Linked DNA regions of Homo sapiens: region 1 is linked to region 2. Evidence: read pairs that join two places in POLR2A ChIA-PET (ENCODE). Cell type or tissue: OCI-LY7. All regions are shown on one strand. Each heading gives the region's core, and the rest is flanking DNA. Links, peaks and the distances in the headings are about the cores only. Region 1 overlaps RNF150 (ring finger protein 150). Region 2 has its middle 46 kb from the start of TBC1D9.

What was found. Peaks named below come from ENCODE experiments on the same cell type or tissue, not always from the same donor. Only the 100,000 strongest peaks of a DNase experiment are listed, where the experiment ranks them.
Region 1: POLR2A ChIA-PET joins it to region 2 with 6 read pairs; 2 of 35 experiments call an interaction of 5 or more read pairs at or near these places.

What each region holds. Positions count from the first base shown.
Region 1 is chr4:140,876,180-140,881,179 of GRCh38, reverse strand. The region is part of intron 6 of RNF150 (ring finger protein 150); the gene reads left to right. Among named protein-coding and RNA genes, the nearest start is that of TBC1D9, 120 kb to the right of the region's middle. In OCI-LY7, for the core only: no CTCF peak of the experiment used is centred there; no DNase peak of the experiment used is centred there.
Region 2 is chr4:140,793,744-140,810,095 of GRCh38, reverse strand. No RefSeq gene overlaps it. Among named protein-coding and RNA genes, the nearest start is that of TBC1D9, 46 kb to the right of the region's middle. In OCI-LY7, for the core only: no CTCF peak of the experiment used is centred there; a DNase peak (open chromatin) is centred at 9,185.

The DNA.
Region 1 (5,000 bases), core at 1-5,000, 78 kb before region 2:
AAAAAAAAAAAAAGTACAAAGGAAAGTTTATATCAATAAATGACTACATTAAAAAAGAAAGATCTCAAAGAACCAAACTTTATACCTCAAGGAACTAGAGAAAAGAAAACAAACCAAATTCAAAATTAGCAGAATTTCAAGGGAATAATAAAGATTAGAGCAGATATAAATGAAATAGAGAATAGAAAGACAATGGAATAAAGCAACCAAACTTAGAATTTGTGTTTTGAAAGGATCAACCAAATTGACAGATCCTTAGCTAGACTAATTAAAATAAAGAGAAGACTTGAATAAATAGTTAGACATTAAAGAGGAGACATTACAACTAATGCCAAAGAAATAAAAAATATTATGAGACTACTGTGAATAACCTAGAAGAAATGTATAAATGTAGAAATTCCTAGACAAATGCAATCTGTTATGACTGAATCATGAAGAAATAGGAAATTTCAACCAACCTATCACTAGTAAGGTGATTGAACCAGTAATAAAAAGACCTTTTGTTTAAAACAAACAAACAAACAAACAAACAAAAAAAAACCCAGGACCAGATGGCTTTACTGGAGAATTATCCCAAACATTTAAAAAAGAATTTATGACAGTTCTTCTCAAACTCTTCCAAAAAAAAAAAAGACTGGAGAGGAGGGGACACTTCTAAACTATTTTATGAGGCCTGTATTACCATAATACCAAATCCAGACAAAGATACTACAAGAAAAGAAAATTACAGACCAATATAACCAATAAATATTGATGCAAAAATCTTTGACAAAATATGAGGAAATCAATTTAAACAGTACATTAAAAGATTATATACCATGACCAAGTGGGATTTATCCCTGGAATGCAAGGATGATTCAGTATACAAAAAAAAATCAGTCAGTGTAATACACCACATTAACAGAACAAAGAATGAAAATCACATGATTATCTCAACTGATGCAGAAAATGCATTTGAAAAAATTCAACATGCTTTTATAATAAAAATATTCAACAAACTAGGAATAAAAGAATTCCCTCAACATAAGAAAGGTCAAGTATGAAAAGTCTATAGCTAACATCATTCTAGATGGTGAAAAACTGAAAGCTTTCTTCCAAGATCAGGAACAAGACAAGAATGCTCACTCTTACCACTTCTATTAAACACAGTACTGGAAGTCCTAGTCAGAGCAATTAGGAAAGAAAAAAATATATAAAAAGCATCCAATTTGGAAAGGAGGAAATAAAATTATCTCTGTTCACAAAATGACATGATCTTATATGTAGAAAACTTTAAAGATTCCACATTTCAAATGCTCTTAAAACTAATAAACTATTCAGCAAAGTCAAAGTTTCTAGGTGCAAATTTTTTTTTTCTTTTTGAGACAGGATTTTGCTCTGCCACACAGGATGGAGTACAATGGCACAATCACAGCTCACTGGAGCCTCAACCTGGGCTCAAGTAATCCTGCCAGCTTAGCCTCCCAAATAGCTGGGTCCACAGACATGTGCCACCATGCCAGGCTAGTTTTTTTTCATCTGTAGAGACATGATCTTGCTATGTTGCCCAGGCTGGTCTTGAACTCCTGGACTCAAGTGATCCTTCTGCCTCAGCCTCCCAAAGTGCAGGGTACAAAATTAACATAAAAGATTAGTTGAATTTCTGAACAGTAACAATATGAAAGGAAATTAAGAAAACAGTTCCATTTATGATAGCATCAAAAAAGTAAAATACTTAGGAATAAACTTAATGAACAAGGTGAAAGACTTGTACACTGAAAACTTAAAACATTGCTTAAAAAAGTTAAGACATAAATAAATGGAAAGATATCACATGTTCACGGATTGGAAGACAATGTTGTTAAAATGTCCATACTACCCAAAGCAATCTGTAAATTCAATGGAATCTTTATCAAAATCCCAATGGCATTTTTTTTGTGTGGAAACAGAAAAACAGTCCTAAAACTCATATTTACTCCAAATAGCCAAAACAATCATGAGAAAGAAGAACAAAATTGAAGGCCTCACACTTCCTAATTTCAAAACATATTACAGAGTGATGGTAATCAAAACAATATGGTACTGGCATAAAGACAGACATGTAGACCAATAAAACAGAATAGAGATCCTCATGTATATGGTCAAATAATCCTCAACAGTGAGCCAAGACTACATAGTGGTGGAAGGATAGTGTCAAAAAATGGTGTGGAGAAAAGTGGAGGTCCACATTGCAAAAGAAAGTAATTGGACCCTTATCTTAGAGCGTAAGCATACAAAAAAATCACTCAAACTGAATTAAATACCTAAATCTAAGACCTGAAACTGTAAAACTCCTAGAGGAAAACAGGAGGGGGAAAGCTTCATGGCATTGTATTTGGTAAGGATTTCTTGGAAATGACACCAAATGCACAGGCAACAAAAACAAAAATAGACAAATTGGACTACATTACACTAAAATCTTCTGCACAGTAAACAGTCAACAGAGTGAAAAGACAAGCTACAGAATGAGAGAAAATATTTGCAAACCATATATTTGATAAGGTGTTAATATCCAGGATACACAAAGAACTCCTACAACTCAAATTACAGAATAAATAACCCTATTGAAAAATAGGCAAAGGACTTGAATAGATAATTTTCCTAAGAAGAAGTACAAATGGCCAACAAGCATAAAAAAGATACTTAACATCACCGATCATCAGGGAAATGTGAATCAAAACCACAATGAGGCCAGGCACAGTGGTTTACGCCTGTAATCCCAGCACTTTGGGAGGCCAAGGGCAGGTGAATCAACTTGAGACCAGGAGGTTGAGATCAGCCTGGCTGATATGGTAAAACCCCATCTCTACTACAAGTACAAAAATTAGCTGGGCATGGTGGTGCATACCTGTAATCCCAGCTACTCAGGAGGCTGAGGCACAAGAATTGCTTGAGCCTGGGAGGCAAAGGTTGAGTGAGGTAAGCCAAGATTGTGCCACTGCACTCCAGCCTGGGTGATAAAACAAGATTCTGTTGAAAAAAAAAAAAAAAAAAAAACACAATGAGATATCACCTTAACCTGTTAGGATGACTAATATTAAAAATAAATAAATAAAATTTAAAAATAAACACAAAATAGTAAGTGTTGATGGGGATATAGAGAATCTTTCTCCCTCTGATCTCATTGAAACCACAGCCAACACTTCAGGAGCCACAGTGACCTGTCTGAACCATTCCACATCCTTCATACACTAAGCCACAGGCAAGTCAAACCATCCACATGCCTTGAAATTTGCTTTGATGATTGCTATAGTCATGCTGGCCCTTCTGGAAGGAATTCCATTTCCCCTTACCTCCATACTTCCCAATACTAATTAGATCCTCACTGCCAGCCTACATGTAACCTACTTCATGAATCCTCTTGGTTACCCACTTAGAGGTGATATTTTCCCCACACCTTTGTTTCCTTAACATTTTATTTACACCTCTCTTTTAGCATATGTCACCTTGTATTACATTTCTATGGATACAAATCTGATCTCTTTTAGTAGATCAAATTCAGCTTAAAGTCAGAGCCTGTATTTAGGTCATCTTTCTTTTCTCCACACTGCTCATCAGCAGTGCTGTGTACCTAATACATGTTCAATAAACATCTGTTGAATAAAGATTAAGTGAATTGTTGAATGAATAAATGGGGTCTATAGATAATTTTATACGGTTGCAGAAATGGATAAATATGTATGAACTCTGCCTATCTCTCTAAATCCATTTGGCAACTTTCTCTTTTACACTCCTTTTTCATACCAATCATATTTACATTCATCAAAAGTCTTTCATCTACCAGATATTATGCTTAATGTTTAAGGTTCTCAATAGGTGGTACTAATTGGGCATTGTAAAAAAAAACTGTTGACAACACAATGTGCACTAGATTTTGTCTCCTTCCCTGCAAAAACAAATGTAAAACTAATGTAAAAATCACTTTGCCTCTTCTTTTGGCACTTAGCAAGGAATGACTCAATGAATGAACTGCCAAGGAAATCAGTAAGGAATTTGAGCAGTTGGAGAAAATCTTTCCCCTGCTAGATGAAGTGTCACAGGGAAAGAAAACCAACAGCAAAGAGATAAAAGCAAAGTGAAATCCTAACTATGTGATCTAATTTAATATACAGGCTTCTAATTTAATATACAGGGAATTCTCCTTCACCAAATCCAAATGAAAACAATGTTTTAAACTTCCCCATCTGAAAGGTGAGAAAGAATTTTCCTAATTTGACCGCAAGATGTATATATTTGCAATTATGGAACAGGAATTGAAAAGGCAAAACTGTCAGTTATATCTGAACAATTCTAGAAGTCACTTGGCCAAATGGATGAATTTGTATCATAAGCCTGCTGGGTTTCCAAATGTGGCTGAGTCTTGTCTGTAAGAGCAACATAGCAGCCAAATAGAACTCTAGTAGCTCTGCCATTCCAGAATAGTACAACTGTCAATTTCACTGACTTGGGTTGAGATCCCACTTCTTCCATCTTCTATGTGCTCACCCTCACCTATAACATGTGAAGCCATCATAGCGGTATTATTGTGAGGGTGACGTGTGATATATTTAATGGCATAGCAAAATGCCTGGCATGTAGGAAGGAGCCAGTCTATCCTAGCTATTAGTATCCACCCTATTGCATACCCTCTGAGGAAAGCGGTCCAGAGACCTTGCCATTCTCACATCAGAGGCCACTCATAAATGGGAAAACATAAACCAAGTGGGAAGTAGTTTATCTCCTTAGAAATTCTTGCTAAGGCAAAGAATTCAAAGGAACACATTTCCTTATTGCAAACACGCTGCATTTAAAGTCTAATTAACTTTCCCACTAACATAATGACAGGCTATATAGACACTGCCCCAGCCTGAAGGGAGTTTCACATTCTGAGATGAAAAGACAGCAACATTATAATTCAACCAATGTGGTTGAAAGTGCCTTCCCTATAGTGCTCTTGTACAATACAGGGTTGATTGGAAATTATGCCCTATTTTCAAGAAGAT
Region 2 (16,352 bases), core at 6,797-11,796:
AGCATTTTTTAAAAATAGGTATTTTCTATACTGTTGCAAAATGTGTATTTTTTTTTTAACTCTGAAAGAGAAGAAATAGAGCTGTGGCTTATGTTTCAGGATTTCTGCAACTGATTCCAAGTACAATCAGGTCGACAATAGTAGAATCTGTTTTTCAACTAGGAAGTTGTGGGGAGGAAGACGAAGTTCCTGTATTCCTTTCTTTCCTCTCCCGTGAGGCTATGTTCGTACTGGATTACATAAAGGAAGCTGCAGGCTGGTCAGCCTCCATCTCAGAGCTGTGACCTTGCTGGATCTTGCTGCTTTGTGGAGCAGTGCTTAATATTTAGGGCCTTAAATTGAAATCAGGCACCCGAACAGATATTTGTACACCCTTTTTTTTTTTTTGAGAAGGAGTCTTTCCCTGTCGACCAGGCTCCAGTGCAGTGGTACAGACTTGGCTCACTGCAACCTCCACCTCCTGGGCTTAAGCAATTCTCCTGCCTCAGCCTCCCAGGCAGCTGGGATTACAGGCATGTACCACCATGCCCAGCTAAGTTTTGTATTTTTAGTAGACAGAGGGTTTTTGTCATTTTGGCCAGGCTGGTTTCAAACTCCTGACTTCAAGTGATCCGCCCTCCTCGGCCTCCCATAGTGCTGGGATTGCAGGCATGAGCCACCGTGCCCGCACCCGGCCTGTACACCCATCTTCATAGCAGCATTATTCACAATAGCCGAACAGTGTAAACAACCCAATCCGCAGATGAATGGCAAAACAAAATATGATGTAGAATAGACATACAATGGAATAGTATTCAACCTTAAAAAGGAAGGAAATCCTTATAAGTGCTAAAACTAAGTGAACCTAAGTGAAATAAACCAGACACCAAAGGACAACTATTGTATGATTGTACTTATATGAGGCACCTAGAATAGTCAAGTTTATGGAGACAGAAAGTAGAAAGGTAGTTACCAGGGACTGGAAGAGGCGGGAATTTAGAGTTGTTTAATGAGTACAGAGTTTTAGTCTGGGATGATTAAAAACTTCTGCAGATGAATGGTTGTGATATTTGCAAAACAATGTGAAGGTATGTAATGCCACTGACCTGTACGCTTAAAAAAGGTTAAGATGGGGCCGGGCATGGTGGCTCACGCCTGTAATCCCAGCACTTTGGGAGGCTGAGGCAGGCGGATCACAAGGTCAGGAGATAGAGACCATCCTGGCCAACATGGTGAAATGCAGTCTCTACTTAAAAAAATACAAAAAAAATTAGCCGGACGTGGCGGCGGGCACCTGCAGTTCCAACTACTCGGGAGGCTGAGGCAGGAGAATGGCATGAACCCGGGGGGACGGAGCTTGCAGTGAGCCGAGATCATGCCACTGCACTCCAGCATGGGCGACAGAGCAAGATTCTGTCTCAAAAAAAAAAAAAAAAAAAAAAAAAGGTTAAGATGGTAAATCTATGTGATAAGACAAAAACTTCAGCTGAATTAAATTTAAAGAAGTTTAATTGAGCAATGAACTATTCACAAATCAGGCAGCCACGTGGTGGAAGATTCATGGACAGAATAAGGAAAGGGAGGTTCGGAAACAGCTGGATTGGTTACAGGTCTGCATTTGCCTTATTCGAACACCGTTCGAACGGTTGGCTACATTTCATTGGCCAAAACTTGGTGATTGGCACAACTGTAGGCTATGGTCTGTTTACACCTCCACTTGTTATAGTTTACAATGTACAGCAAAACCTTTAGGCTGAACTTAAAATACGTAAGGAGGCAGCTTTAGGCTAAACTTGATTTAACATATGTGTCTTTTACCATAATTCTAAAAGAGAAGATTTAGGGCTTCAGGGTTAGCCCAATCTGCGTTCAAATTTATGTCTACCACTGACTAATGATACTGCTTTGACCTTGACCAAATTTGTTAGGCTAAGAGCCAACTTCCCCATCTCTGAAATGGAGATGATAGTATCACCTGCTTTACAATGTTATTGTAAGGGTAAATAGCACAACATATGTAAAACTCTGAGCCCAACACTCAGCAGATGGAAATGTTGAAAGAATGTTGTTTATATTATTAGCTGTTATCTTCTGGGAGAAGAGAACTGAAACCTCTAAGAGGAACTAACAGTTTGCAATGCTCTGCTTTCTTTGGCTGAAGTTTTCATGACCCTCTGCATAAATAAACGAGTTTAAAAAAAAAAATCTTCTCAGTTGTGCAGATGTTCCTTTCCAAATATCCAAGTTACTCCAGGAAGCAGGAGAAAACAACTCCAAATCAGAGAAGACTGGACACATGAGTAGAACAGGAATAAAGTAAACATATCTTAAAATGCAAATAAACATTATCTGCAATAATGCAAAATGAACTTGCAACCATCTCGATTAAATGGGGGAAGAAATCCTGTAGAGTCTAACAACCAGGAGGTGGTACACGGCGATTAGCTGTCCAGCACCCTTTAACTTAGGCTGGGTTTAATGCTACTAACAGTCTATTTAGTTAGTATGCCCTCCACTGTTTGAGTTTAGAAAATGTGACAATATTCATAAGTTCCGCCAAGGTTGGTTCTTCTGTCCTACTTTTCCCATAAAACCTGTTACCCCACCATGGAATTTCCTACTACTTTTTAGGCTAAAGTTTCCGGAAAATAACATTTAAGTTTTATGGAGGGAATTTTGTTGTATCATTGGTTACTTTCTAAGTGATTGTTTCTTCCCAGTACATTTAATTTAACTGTCACCAGTTACACTCGAGTAACAGAGAACTCTGTTTTCTATCTGCAGTCTTCCCTTTGACTGTATCAAACAATGCAGATCTTCAGCTCTGCCACTACGCCAATATCTCCCAGCTCAATCCTTGGTCTTCAACAAACAGGATTTCCACTTACCTGCTCTAACACCTGAGGATAGATGAATATTTTCCTGCTTACCCAACACACTTTGACCCAAACTTAATCTACCAGTGTCTTTGCTAACCAGCTCACCTATGCTGCCTGGACCTCCTGTTTCCAGGTGGGAAACCAGGACTGCCATATAGAACCCATGGCCTGATGGCAGCACCTGGCTCAGCTTGCCAAGCTCTATGCTTAGGGAGGTGACTTTATCCAGTTTTCACAAAAGTTCTGCCCAGGTTGTAAATGGTCTAGTGGACGATCACAGATACCGCTATCTGTAGAACCTCTCTTTGCCATCTGGGTCACATCCAGTCGGTTGCCAAGTCCTGAAAATTATACCTCCTTATTAATTCCCACATTTGTATTCTCTGAAAAGCCCTGCTCAAGCCCTCAGTATTTCATGCCCTACACACAAAGTTCTAAATCATAGAGTATCAAAATATTCTATGGAGCTTTATAAAGTGCACACTCCCCAGCCCCATTTCTGGAGACTGTAAATCCACAGATCTGGGATGGGGACCGGGCATAGTTATTTTTAAAAAGCTCTACAGACAATTTTGATGTATGACTCTCTCTGGTTGAAACTACAATATTCAGCCTCTGGTCCCTCAACCCCCTCCCTCCCAACCATAGTTGACCATTTAAACACTGCTGTCCAGTGCATCTTCACTGTGAAGATGGTACTGCACTCTTGATCTTTGGGACAAAATTTAGAATCAGAACAATAACCAGAGCATATACTCTTTCCTCTTAAAGATCGCAAGTGATGAGGTTAATGACGCAGTTGGAGAAAATTCTGGTCTGACTAACACTTTCATTAGAAACTTGGTTGCTCTGCTTGGCTGGCTAGGTGTTTGTTTCTCAAGTTTCTCTCCATCCTGGCCATTGCTATCCTCTATCACTAAGACCATTGCAATAACCTTCTAACCGGTTTCCCAACCTTCTGTTTTACTTCCTACTCTGCACTGTCACAAGTGAATCCATTCTCTGCACTGCCCACAAGTGAAATCATTCTGGACGTAAATTTTAGCAAAACATTAATTATGTTTAAAATTCTACAGCGATTTCCCAGTACCTTGTGAGAAATTCCATACTCCTACCAAGGCCTTCCCAGAGCTGGCCCATGACTAATTCTCTTGCCTTATGGCTGGCCTTTATCCCTTATGTCCACTAGGCTCAAGGACCCAATAAAGTTCTTGTAGGTCCACAAATGCTTTGTGCTTCTCATCCCTGCACCTTTCTTAATTTTTTTTTAAAATAGGGATGGGATCTCACCATGTTGACCAGGCTGGGCTTGAACTCCCGGACTCAAACGATCCCACCTTGGCCTCCCAGACTGCTAGGATTACAGGTGTGAGGCCATCACACCTGGCCATCCCTGACCTTTCAACGCACTGTTCCTCTATCTAAGATATTCTCTCCAACATATCCCCTTTCCCTTTCATCTGACCTATTTACCACTCATCTTCCAGCTTTCAACCTTCAACACTTCCTCACAAGTCCTTCCCTGGCCTTTTTTTAGGATCAGCCCCTTTACAGTGTGCTGGGATGGCATCCATAGTTCTCTTATCATCTCATCATCTTAATGGCTCCTTTAGTGTCTGTTTCCCCCATTAGACTGCAAACTCCCTGAGGGTAGGACCATGTGTAAGTTTATCACTGCTGTATCCCCATGTCTGAAGTGGGCACATGGCTTGTGCTAGATACATGTTTACTGGAATAATAAATGTTGAGATCAGCAGAAAAATAAAATATGTTGGTAAGCATTTTTATGTGAAACAATTAAATAAAGTATATATACATCTATTGATCCAATACTCTGTGCTAGACATTTTTCTAGGGCCTTGGAAAACAAAAGAACAAGATGGGTTCTCTGACCTCCTGGAGCTGACAATTTAATGCAGGAAATCAATGACTATAATCCAAGTCCACCGTAGCTTCAGTAAAGGTTATAAAAAGTGCCTAGAGTTTTATATATCAACTCTGGAAAAAAGCAGTGCTATAAATATCTAAAACAATGATTCTTGAAGGTGGGCTCAAACTATCCCATAGCCTTCCATATGTATTCTTTAGGGGCTGCCTGGGTTCCTCTCCCAGCTCCACTATTTTTTATCTGTGCAACTTGGAGCAAGTTACTTAACTTCTCTGTACTTCAGATTCATAATTTCTATTAGTACAAGGATTAAGAAATTAATGTATTAAAGTGTTTAGCACAGTGCTTGTCACATACTAAGGGCTCAAAATGTGAGTTTTCATCATTATTATCAAGACTTAATACAGGTGGGTGCCAGTGGTTCACGCCTGTAATCCCAGCACTTTGGGAGGCCAAGGCAGGCGGATCACTTGAGGTCAGGAGTTCAAGACCAGCCTGGCCAACATGGTGAAACCCCGTCTCTACTAAAAATACAAAAATTAGCCAAGCATGGTGGCATGCACCTGTAATCCCAGCTACTAGGGAGGCTGAAACAGGAGAATCACTTGAACCCAGGAGGCAGAGGCTGCAGTGAGAGAGATCACACCACTACACTCCAGCCTGGGCAACAGAGCATGACTTCGTCTCCAAAAAAAAAAAAAAGACTTCATAGTTACAGGAAGTTTCTAAGAATAAAATTTGATGTTTGTTGGTCAGGCACAGTGGCTCATGCCTATAATCCTAGCACTTTGGGAGGCAGAGGGGGGCGGATCACGAGGTCAGGAATTTGAGACCAGCCTGGCCAACATGGTGAAACCCCGTCTCTACTAAAAAATAAAAAAAATAGCTGGGTGTGGTAGCGGGTGCCTGTAATCCCAGCTACTTGGGAGGCTGAGGCAGGAGAATTACTTGAATCCAGGAGATGGAGGTTGCAGTGAGCCAAGATCATGCCACTTCGCTCTAGCCTGGGTGACAGAGCAAGAATCCGTCTCTAAAAACAACAACAAAAAAATTGATGTTGTACTGAAAAATTAGCATATTCTAGAGTTTATTAAGGACTGTAATTCAATATTCTACTCAGATGACTGTGCTAGGCAATGCTTGCTAATGTATCAAAGTTCCTATTGCCCATGCACCTGCTCACATGTGGGTTGGAATTCCTGAAGTTTTCATGAAGCACTTCTTGTCATTAATGTTGCCCTGAGATAGTTATATTTTTTATTGTGGCTCTCTTTGTTCTTTTAGCTATCAATTCCCATTAGTTTAGCTTCATTGTTACCTATTTAGTTTATTATTGGTGATCTGGCTGACTCAGAAATTATTAAATAGATGCATCAACAATATTTTCTCGGATTATAATTTTTCAATAATTATACTTTTAAAAAAGTATACCTTGCAGTTCATACTTAAGTGACTGCATTCCTATTGGACACACAAATGGAAACCCTTCCTTTTTCCCTCTCAATTGCTTTTATAATAACTCTTCATTGCTATTACTAAAATAACTAAATTATTTTACAAATAGAAAATTGAAGTAGGTGTTCTAGATGGGCGAAGGAGTCTCTTGCACATTCTAAGTAGACCTAAGTCAAAAAGCCTTGGACTGGCCAGGCACAGTAGTTTATGCCTGTAATCCCAGCACTTTGGAAGGCTGAGGCAGAAGGATCCCTTGAGCTCAGGAGTTTGAGACCAGCTTGGGCAATATAGCAAGACCCCATCTCTTAAAAAAAAAAAAAAAAACTAGCTGGGCATGGTGCACACACCTGTAGTCTCCGCTATTTGGAGGTGCTGAGGTGGGAGGATCACTTGAGTCCAGGAAGTTGAGGCTGCAGTGAGCCAAGATCATGCCACTGCACTCCAGCCTAGACAACACAGCAAGACTCTGTCTCAGAAAACAAATCCTGGCTGGGCACTGTGGCACACGCCTGTAATCCCAGCACTTTGGGAGGCCAAGGAAGGCAGATCCCCTGAGGTCAGGAGTTTGAGATCAGCCTGGCCAACATAGTGAAACCCCATCTCTACTAAAAATACAAAAATTAGCCAGGTGTGGTGGTGCATGCCTGTAGTCCTAGTTACTAGGGAGGCTAAGACACGAGAATCGCTTGAACCTGGGAGGGGGAAGTTGCAGTGAGTCAAGGTCACGCCACTGCACTCCAGCCTTGGTGACAGAGCAAGACCCTGTCTCAAAAAAAAAAAGAAAAAGAAAAAAAGAAAAAGAAAAACACAAATCCTTAAAATAAGAAACAAATGATTCACACGAGCACACACACACACAAATACACTTAAAACAATGTCTGGCATATAGAATGTACTATGTAAGTGTTTCTGTTATTATTTAGCACAATAGCTTTTGACCTTTTTTTAAAAAAAAAGATGGAACTCCCTTCTGTGGTAGGCTGAATAATGACCCTCAAAGAGATCTACACCCTAATCCCTGCAGCCTGTGCATATTACCTTATACGGAAAAGGGGTCTTTCGAGATGCGATTAAATTATAGCGCTTGTGACAAGGAGATCATCCTGGATTATCCAGATGGGCCCAAAATGCAATCAAAGGTTTCCTTCTAAGAGGGAGGCAAAAGGAGATTTGACATAGAAGAGAAAGAGAGAGATGTGATAATAATAGAAACAGAGAGGGGTTTGATGATGCTATACTGCTGGCTTTGAATAGGGAGGAGCTGGATGTGGTGGCACGCACTTGTAGTCCCAGCTCCAGCTACTAGAGAGGCTGAGGCAGGAGGATCCCTTGAGCCCAAAAACTCAAGGCTGCAGAGAGCTATGATCCCACCACTGCACTCCAGCCTGGGCAACAGAGCAAGATCCCATCTCAAAAAATCAAACAAAAAATAAAAGAGGAAGGAAGGGACCATGGGACCATGAGCCAAGAAATGCCACCGGAACTGGAACCACATAGAATTTCCAGAGGGACACAGACCTGTGACCCTTTAACTTTATGTAGCCTAAATGGATTTTGGTCTTAGGGCTTCTAGAACTGTAAGAGAATAAATGAGTGATGTTTCAGAGTAACAAATTTTACAGCAGCCACAGGAAACTAATATAGGTCCTTTATTTCTTTAAATCTTATCTGAAAGGTTATTTTATATTATTACATTTTATTACATCTCAGTAACAATCAAAACTTTAAAAAATTAGTGGAAGAAAGATTAAGCTGTGGAAAGAAAGGTCAGAACAGGTCTCAATTGAAAAAACTGCTACTACTTTCTCTTTGATAAGGGTCCTAGGAATCTCTTGGGGGAAAGCTTCAAACTGTAGTAAATGCAGTTTGGAGGAGTTGTGGTGTAATAAAGTAATGCAGCTTCTTACTCCAAAAGCAGACGCTTCAAACCTGCAGTTATAAAATGAGTAAGCTGGAGACCTAATGTGCTGCGTAGTGACTATAATTAATAATGTATCATATACTTGAAATTTGCTAAAACAGTTGACCTTAAGTATTCTCACCACACAAACACACACACAAAGGTAAGTAGGTGAGGTGATGAATATGTTGATTAGCTTGATTATGATGATCATTTCACAATGTGTATGCATATTAAAATGTCATGTTGTATCATAGTTTGCCAAGAGTAAAAGCAAAAAAAAAATCACTTTGCATACCTTGAATAGGTACAATTTTTGTCAATTATACTTCAATAAAGCTGAAAAGGCCAGATGCCATGACTCACGCCTGTAGTCCCAGCATTTTGGGAGGTGAGGCAGGAAGATCACCTGATGCCAGGAGTTTGAGACCAGCCCGAGCAACACAGCGAGACCTCATCTCTACCAAAAAATACAAAAATTAGCCAGGTGTGGTGGCACGTGTCTATAGTCCCAGCTACTCAGGAGGCTGAGGTGGGAGGATCCTTTGAACCCAGGAGATCAAGAGTGCAGTGAGCCACTGCACTCCAGCCTGGGTGACAGAGCAACGCCCTGTCTCAAAAAAAAAAAAAAAAAAAAAAAAAAAAGCTGAGAAAATAAAAACAAGCCAAAAGGTATGTCTTTGTGTGCTTCAGGATTAAATTTTGAGATAAGACTAGCTTACACACTGCAGGAGGACTAAACAGATTGTACTTCCCTTATATAATACTTTTATTATAATGTAAATGATGATGGTATACATCTAATGTCTGAAAGTACTATTGCCTTACAATACTAAACAGAGTAAATAATGTACCCATTCTACACATGAGGAATCCATTTTTCCCAAAATGAAGAAAGTGATGTGACTTGCCCAACATCACAGATCTACCAAGGGATGTGGCTGGAAATCTCCTTCTGCTAAAATGCTCAAGAAGGACATGACCCAAAATGCATTCGTGGCTCCCTTAGACAAAAATCCTTTCCAGAGGGGAAGAGCACCTGTTTTTACAGTGAAGGGGAAGGATGTAGATGTGTCTGGGCGGGGAGCGGGCACAGGAGATGTTTTTCACTTCCCCATTCCAATGTGAATGAGGGGGCAGCCCACACAGCAGACACTGTGGGAAATGTTCAGCTGCCCAAAGAGCTGTCCCCCTCTCCTGCGTTCCTGTCTCCCCCATTTGCAGTCCCAACTTAAAGTTGAACCAACTTGTGTGTTTTCTTTGTCCTGACAAAAGGAAAGGGAACTAATCCTCATTGGCGTCATCCTCTGTGCTAGCATTTGGCATGAGTTTTCTTACTGGTTCTGGAAAGCCAGGCCGCATCACAGCAGCTATTTAAAAATCCAGGTCTGGAACTTGAAATAATGAATTTGGTAACCATTAGCATGGAAGAAAAACATAAAGCCAAGAAACCTCCTTTAAGAGAGAAAACTAGGCAGATTGCTAGTGTCAAATTGCTACAGAGAAGTAAAAAAAAAAAAAAAAAAAAAAAATATATATATATGATTGGGAAAGGTCAGAAGATTTGGAGTGCATAATAAAATTGGAATGACCTAAAGCCCATCTGTTTTGTGGTGTGGTGTATAGTGGATTAAGCTCATGGGCTTTGAAATCAGATGGTCTGGGTTTACCTGTGTATTCATTCATTGTGTAAATATTGATTTGGTATTACTATTTGCTATTCTCTGTACTCATGGTGTTTATATTCTAGAAGAGATAGATAACAATCATGTAAACAAGTAGATATATAATAAATACTATTGATTAATTCATTCTCCCAATACATACTACAGTTATCTAGGAGATAGGGTCAGAAAGGCAACTAAAGCCAGAGAGTTTAGGATCTGGTAGTCCATTGTGAGGGCTGTGGCTCTTACTCTAAATGAGACAGGAACCTATTGGTGGGTGTTGAGCAGAAAAGTGACATGATCTGACTCATATTTCTAAAAGATCACTTTGGCTGCTATGCAGAGAATAAGCTGAAGAAACCTAGAGCAGAAGCAGGGAGATCAGTGAGGAGATTATCACAATAATCTCGGCGAGAAGCAGTGATGGTGATGAGGCCGGGGGAACCCCATGGAGGCAGTGTGAAGTGTTTGCAGCCGGGATCTAAGTTGAGGGTAGAGAACAGGATTTCCTGACAGATTGGGCAGGAGGAATGAGAAAAGGAGAGAAGTGAAAGGTGACCCTAAACTTTCGCTCTGAGGGATTGGAAGACTAGAGGTGCCATTCATTGAAATAAAGAAGACTGCAAGAATAACAGATTGAAGGAAGGCGGGAGGAAGATCAGGGCTCATTTTTGTAAGTTTATGGTAAACTCGAGGAAGTTTATAGACAGCCAAGTGGTATGTCAAGTTGGAAATTGGTTATCACAGCTTGGAGTTCAGAAGAGAGGTCCATGGACTAGGCGTGAGGGCTCATGCTTATAATCCCAGCACTTTCGGAGGCTGAGGCAGAAAGACTGCTTGAGGCCAGGAGTTTAAGACAAGACTGGGCAGCATAGTGAGACCCCCATCTCTACAAAAAATAAAATAATAAGCTGGGTGTAGTGGCATGCAGATGTAGTTCCAGCTACTTGGGAGGCTGAGGCAGGAGAATCACTTGAGCCCAGGAATCCAAGGCTGCAGTGAGCCACGATTGAGCCACAGCCTGGGCAACAGAGTGAGACCTTATCTCTAAAAGAAAAAAAAAAAAAAAAAAAAAAAAAGAGGTCCAGGCTGAAATAAACAGCTGCTAAACTAAAAGGAAAAATGAGGCAGGCTGTTGGAGATAAAGATCAATAAGGGTTAAGGATGCCATTCTAGATAGGAGAGCTAAAGACCTCACTGAAAAGGGATATTTGAACAGAGACCTGGTTGAAGGGAAGGAGAAACCCACTCAGTTATCAGAGGGAAGGGGAGCCCAGCAGAGGAAAGAGCACACTCAGGACTAGTGGAGAGCATGCTTGGCTTTGAGAGGAAGAGCCAGAAGTTCAATGGGGTCACCAAGAGATGGCCTGGTAAGGATATAAAACCAGAGAAGTAGCAAGGGATTACATCATGCATTCCAGTCCTTGCTCTGCCACTTGCTAAGAGTACACCCTGGCTGGGTGCAGTGGTTCATGCCTGTAATCCCAGCACTTTGGGAGGCCGAGGTGGGCAGATGCTTGAGGCTAGGCATTTGAGATGAGACCAACCTGGCCAACATAATGAAACCCCAGCTCTACTAAAGATACAAAAATTAGCCAGGTGTGATGACACACACCTGTAGTCCCAGCTATTCGGGAGGCTGAGACAGGAGAAACACTTCAACCCAGAAGGTGGAGGTTGTAGTGAGCCGAGATCGTGCCACTGCACTCCAGCCTGGGTGACAGAGCGAGACCCTGACTCAAAAAAAAAAAAAAAAAAAAAAAAGAGTACACCCTTAGATAAATTACGTACCTTTTCTCAGCTCCATTTTCTTTATAATGGGGTAGTAATGGAACTTACCCACTTAGGATATTGAGAGAATCAGATGAGATCACGTACACAAAGCATTTAACACAGTGCCTGCAGCATAGGTGAAATTTCCCGGGTATTCACTAAGTACATTTCAAAGTGTCCTGCAGCATCTCCTGTGTGGTTTCTGGGTGAATAATTTCATCTCTCTGGGAAGTTTGGGTTTTGTGGTTGGTGTTAGGCTCCTCAGCTCCTCAGCTTCCATTTTGCTGGTCCTGCTGGCACAGTCACCCATCTGGTAGTTTGTCCTTGATAACCACAGCTCATGGGCACTTTCGGATGGGCAGGGGAGTCTGGGAGATCCACAGTCACTGACTTGAATTGCAGATGGTGTGACTCCGTGCTCACCCACAACCTCCAGCTCGTTGGTTCTAACACTGGATCTCCCCCCCGCCAACAAGGGTTACTCCAGGGTTGGCAAGACGTCCAGTCAAGTCATTCCATCCCCAGATAAGCTCTCACCAATCTCTTGGCAAGAAACCCAGTCACATCTGGCCTTGACTAATGATATTAGTCTTCACCCTGAATCTCAAGGGAGCAATGTCCCAGAGGCTTCTACTCTGGATGTTCCTTCCTCCCTACTCAACTGGCATAAAAAGGGGAGGGTTAAAACACAGAAGTTTGCTCTACTTAAGCATAGCTATGTTGGGAAAATGCATTTCATTTCATACATCAAATGTAAGTTAAGACCCCCGACACAATATCCTGGGAACACCCTGATGCAAGGTTAAGGGGGGAAAACTGTAAAGATTGAGGGAAAGAGAGAAAAAGGAGAGCAGATAAAATGAATTTTTATTAAGTCTTACCCAACATTGAGTCAACCATTCAGAAAAAAAAAATCAGATAATATGCTAATGACTACAACCTAGCCAGATGCTAACACACACCCTCTATTGTGCTTCAGAGTGAACCAGGTTCATCCTTTCTCAGGAGAGTCTGACCATTGCTCTTCCAATTTTCAGTACGAAAATGTGATAAGGAATGAGACCAAGTCAAGGGCTACGGAGAACAGGAAAAGCTGAATGCAAGCAACAATCTGACTGTCAAAGACGAACTAAGCTGGACACTAGCTAAAGCCAGAAGGATAGATTTTATTCAGTAATAACTATCGCTATAGGGAAGGAGTCCAGCAGGAACTGAACTTTAGCTTCAATGAAACAGAAGGAAGAGACTTTTTTTTTTTTTTTTTGACAGAGTCTTGCTCTGTTGCCCAGGCTGGAGTGCAATGGCGCAATCTCAGCTCACTGCAACCTCTGCCTCCCGGGTTCAAGTGATTCTCCTGCCTCAGCCTGCCAAGTAGCTGGGATTACAGGCATGCGCCACCACGCCCGGCTAATTTTTATATTTTTAGTAGAGACAGGGTTTCGCCAAGTTGGCCAGGCTAGTCTCAAACTCCTGACCTCAGGTGATCTGCCCGCCTCAGCTTCCCAAAGTGCTGGGATTACAAGCGTGAGTCATCGTGCCTGGCCTTCAACCTGAAGAAATCTTGTCATATGTCTCCATATATGATCTCATGTTCTCATCCTTTAATTCCTTTTCTTTCATTTGAAACAATGTCCTAATTTACTTCAGTGTAGAAAAATGGCCTCCTGATAAAAAGATTGTAAAACATGCTGAGAAACCTACTAAGAAAAAGATTGTAAAACATTTCATCCCTTATATGTTAATTAGAATATGGACAAAGTTGCTGTAACTGAAGCCCAAAATAACAGTAAACAAGGAGTTCATTTCTCTTCCATGTAATAGTCTGGGACTGGCATAGCAGGGACCCAGGCTCCTTTAACCTGGTTACTCAGCTGTCTCTAGGATAGTACATGCATATTGTCTAGGGTGGATCCTGTGACCACATTCCATAAAGCAGGTTGGAGGAAGAAGCAGGAAAGAGATTTAAGAACATGTCTGGGAAGTAAGACATACCACTGCTGGTCTCTTGGAAGTCTTATTGCTGTAGAAGAAGGGAATATTTCAATTATGTATTTCTATGTAACAAACTTTTCCAACACCTAGTGGCTTAAAATATATCAACTTTTTATTATCGGTCATAATTATGTGAATTGAATGGGCAGTCCCTCTACTGACCTTGCTTAGAGTTTCCCAGGCAATTAAAGTCAGATGATGGTTGCAGCTATCATGTCCAACATGCTCACTCGCATCTGCAGTGCCTTGGTAGGGACGGCTGGAAGACTGACCTCAGCTGGCATGCGTGGAGTGTTGGGCCTTTCCATATAGAAAGGTCTCTCCATAAAGACTCAGGTCTCTCCCTTTCCATAAGACCTTTCTGCATGATCTCTCTTAAAGGGTGGCCTGACTTCTTAAATGGCAGCCTAGGCTTCCCCAAAGTGCAAAACTTTAAGTGCCAGACCTTCCTAATGCTTAGGGCCTGGCACAGCCTCACTTCAACCACATTTTATGAGTTAAAACAAGCCTCAGGCCTAGCACAGATGCAAGGGGAGGAGACTGATCAGGTGTAGGTCCTAGGGCGCATGGCACATTGGAGGCCACTGCTGGAGCTGATTATGATAAGATGTATGTATACTGAGTATATGTATTTGTTTGCTAGAGCTGCCATACAAAATGCCATAAACTGGGTGGCCGTAAACAAAAGACTTACTATCTCAGGGCAGGTGCAGTGACTCACACCTGTAATCCCAGCACTTTGGGAAGCCGAGGCAGGTGGATCATGAGGCAAGGAGTTTGAGACCAGCCTGTCCAATATTTGTGAAACCATGTCTCTACTAAAAAAAAAAAAAAAAAAAAAACCATAAAAATTAGCCGGGCATGGTGGCGCGCCTGTAGTCCCAGCTACTCGGGATACTGAGGCAGGAGAATCGCTTGAACCCAGGAGGCAGAGGTTTCAATGAGCCAAGATTACGCCACTGCACTCCAGCCTGGGGGGCAGAGTGAGACTCCATCTCAAAAAAAAGAAAAAAGAAAAAAGAAACTTACTATCTCTGGAGACTAGAAATCCAAGATCAAGGTGTCTGCAGGCTTGATTCCTTGAAAGCTCTGAGAGAAAAAAAATCTGTTCCAGGCCTCTCCCCTTGGTTTGTGGACTGCCATCTTCTCCCTTTGTCTCTTCATGTTGTCTTCCCTCTGTGTGTATCTCTGACCAAAATTTCCCCTTCTTACAAGGACACCAGTTATACTGGATTAGGTTCTACCCTAATGGCCTCTTCACTTTAACTTGATTACCTCTGTAAACATCCTATCACCAAATAAAGCCACATTGTTAGGTATTGGGGGTTAGGACTTCAACATAGGAATTTTCAGGGTGCATGATTAGACCCATGACACTGAGGAACAACTAACAGTCTTTGATAAGCTTTGCAATACATTAACCTTTTACTTCCCTAGAAATACGTTGATAATAATTTCCTCCTTGCATTGTACTTTTTATTATTTCTTGAAAAAAATTGGACATTTAAAATATATTTTCTACTTTTTGCCTGTGTACATTATCTTATAAATCAAAATTGTCACTGGCAACACAAAGTTCATGTCACGAAAAGGCAGAAATATGCAGTTCCAATTTTGCTCTGTCTGTTCTGTTAAAGAGCCTCATATTCAGTTTAGAAAGAAATAACAGGAAACTTTAGCCTAAAAACAAGTGAGACAATTTAAGAGAAAACTTTAAGACCTCTAAATCAATATCAGGGCCCAAAGGAATTAAGTTTTATCATTCTAAGAAAATATGAAAAATAAAGCATCCTGTTGCTATAGAGTTACCTGATTATATCAGGTCCTCCTGAGCCTGTCATAGCAGATGATGTACCCAAAAACAACATAGGCTGGAATACTCATCTGCACACACAGGAAATATGTACAAAGACGGTCATTGCTGCTGCACTGTTTGAAAGAGTATGAAATAGGGGGAAAAGACCTAAATGTTCCATTCTCATTAGGGGTTTGCTTATATAAGACATAATGTATCTGCACCATGAAATAACGCAACAATTTTTAAAAATGCAGCTGTATTATACGTAGACAAGGAAGATCTCCAAGACACATTGTTGAGTAATACAAAGTAAAAAACTAAACACACAAACAATATGTATTTTCTACAATTATATGTAATGCATATACATATATGTGTGCACATATATGTATGTGGATATATATATTTGTACTTATATACGTGTGTGTATATGTGTATGCATAGACATGTGTGTATACACATGCATGAAAGTATATAGGAGATAAAAGCTGTGCAAAGATATGATTCTCTCTAAACAGAAAAAGAGCCAGAATTGAGGATGGGGAACAGTCCAGAAATGATTTTATTTATAATGACTTAATTTTTTTACCAGGATATTATATTCATTTTTATATGTTTAATAAAGATCTAATGTAAAAATGTAAGAGAAGCAACACAGCGCAGTGGCTAAAAGCATAGACACAGAAGCCAGACTATGAATTTGAAGCCCAGATTTGTCACTTTCTACCCATGTGACTTTGAGCTGTTTATCTTCTCTGCATCAGTCTCCTCAATAATCAAGTAAGAATAATGTTCCTACTTCAGAGTGTTATTATGAGGGTTCAAGTATTTTTAAATAACCTAAAAAACCCCTGATGCACAGTAGGCATATTTGTTAGTTTTTAACTGTTTAAAATGATTGATTAAAAATATTTTCTGAAATAGAAAGGACTATAATGGGATTTGCTGAATGAGGGTGATTAGGATATGGCCATTGGGAGAAGGGATAGGAAATCGTAACACAATACACAGCAACCCTCTT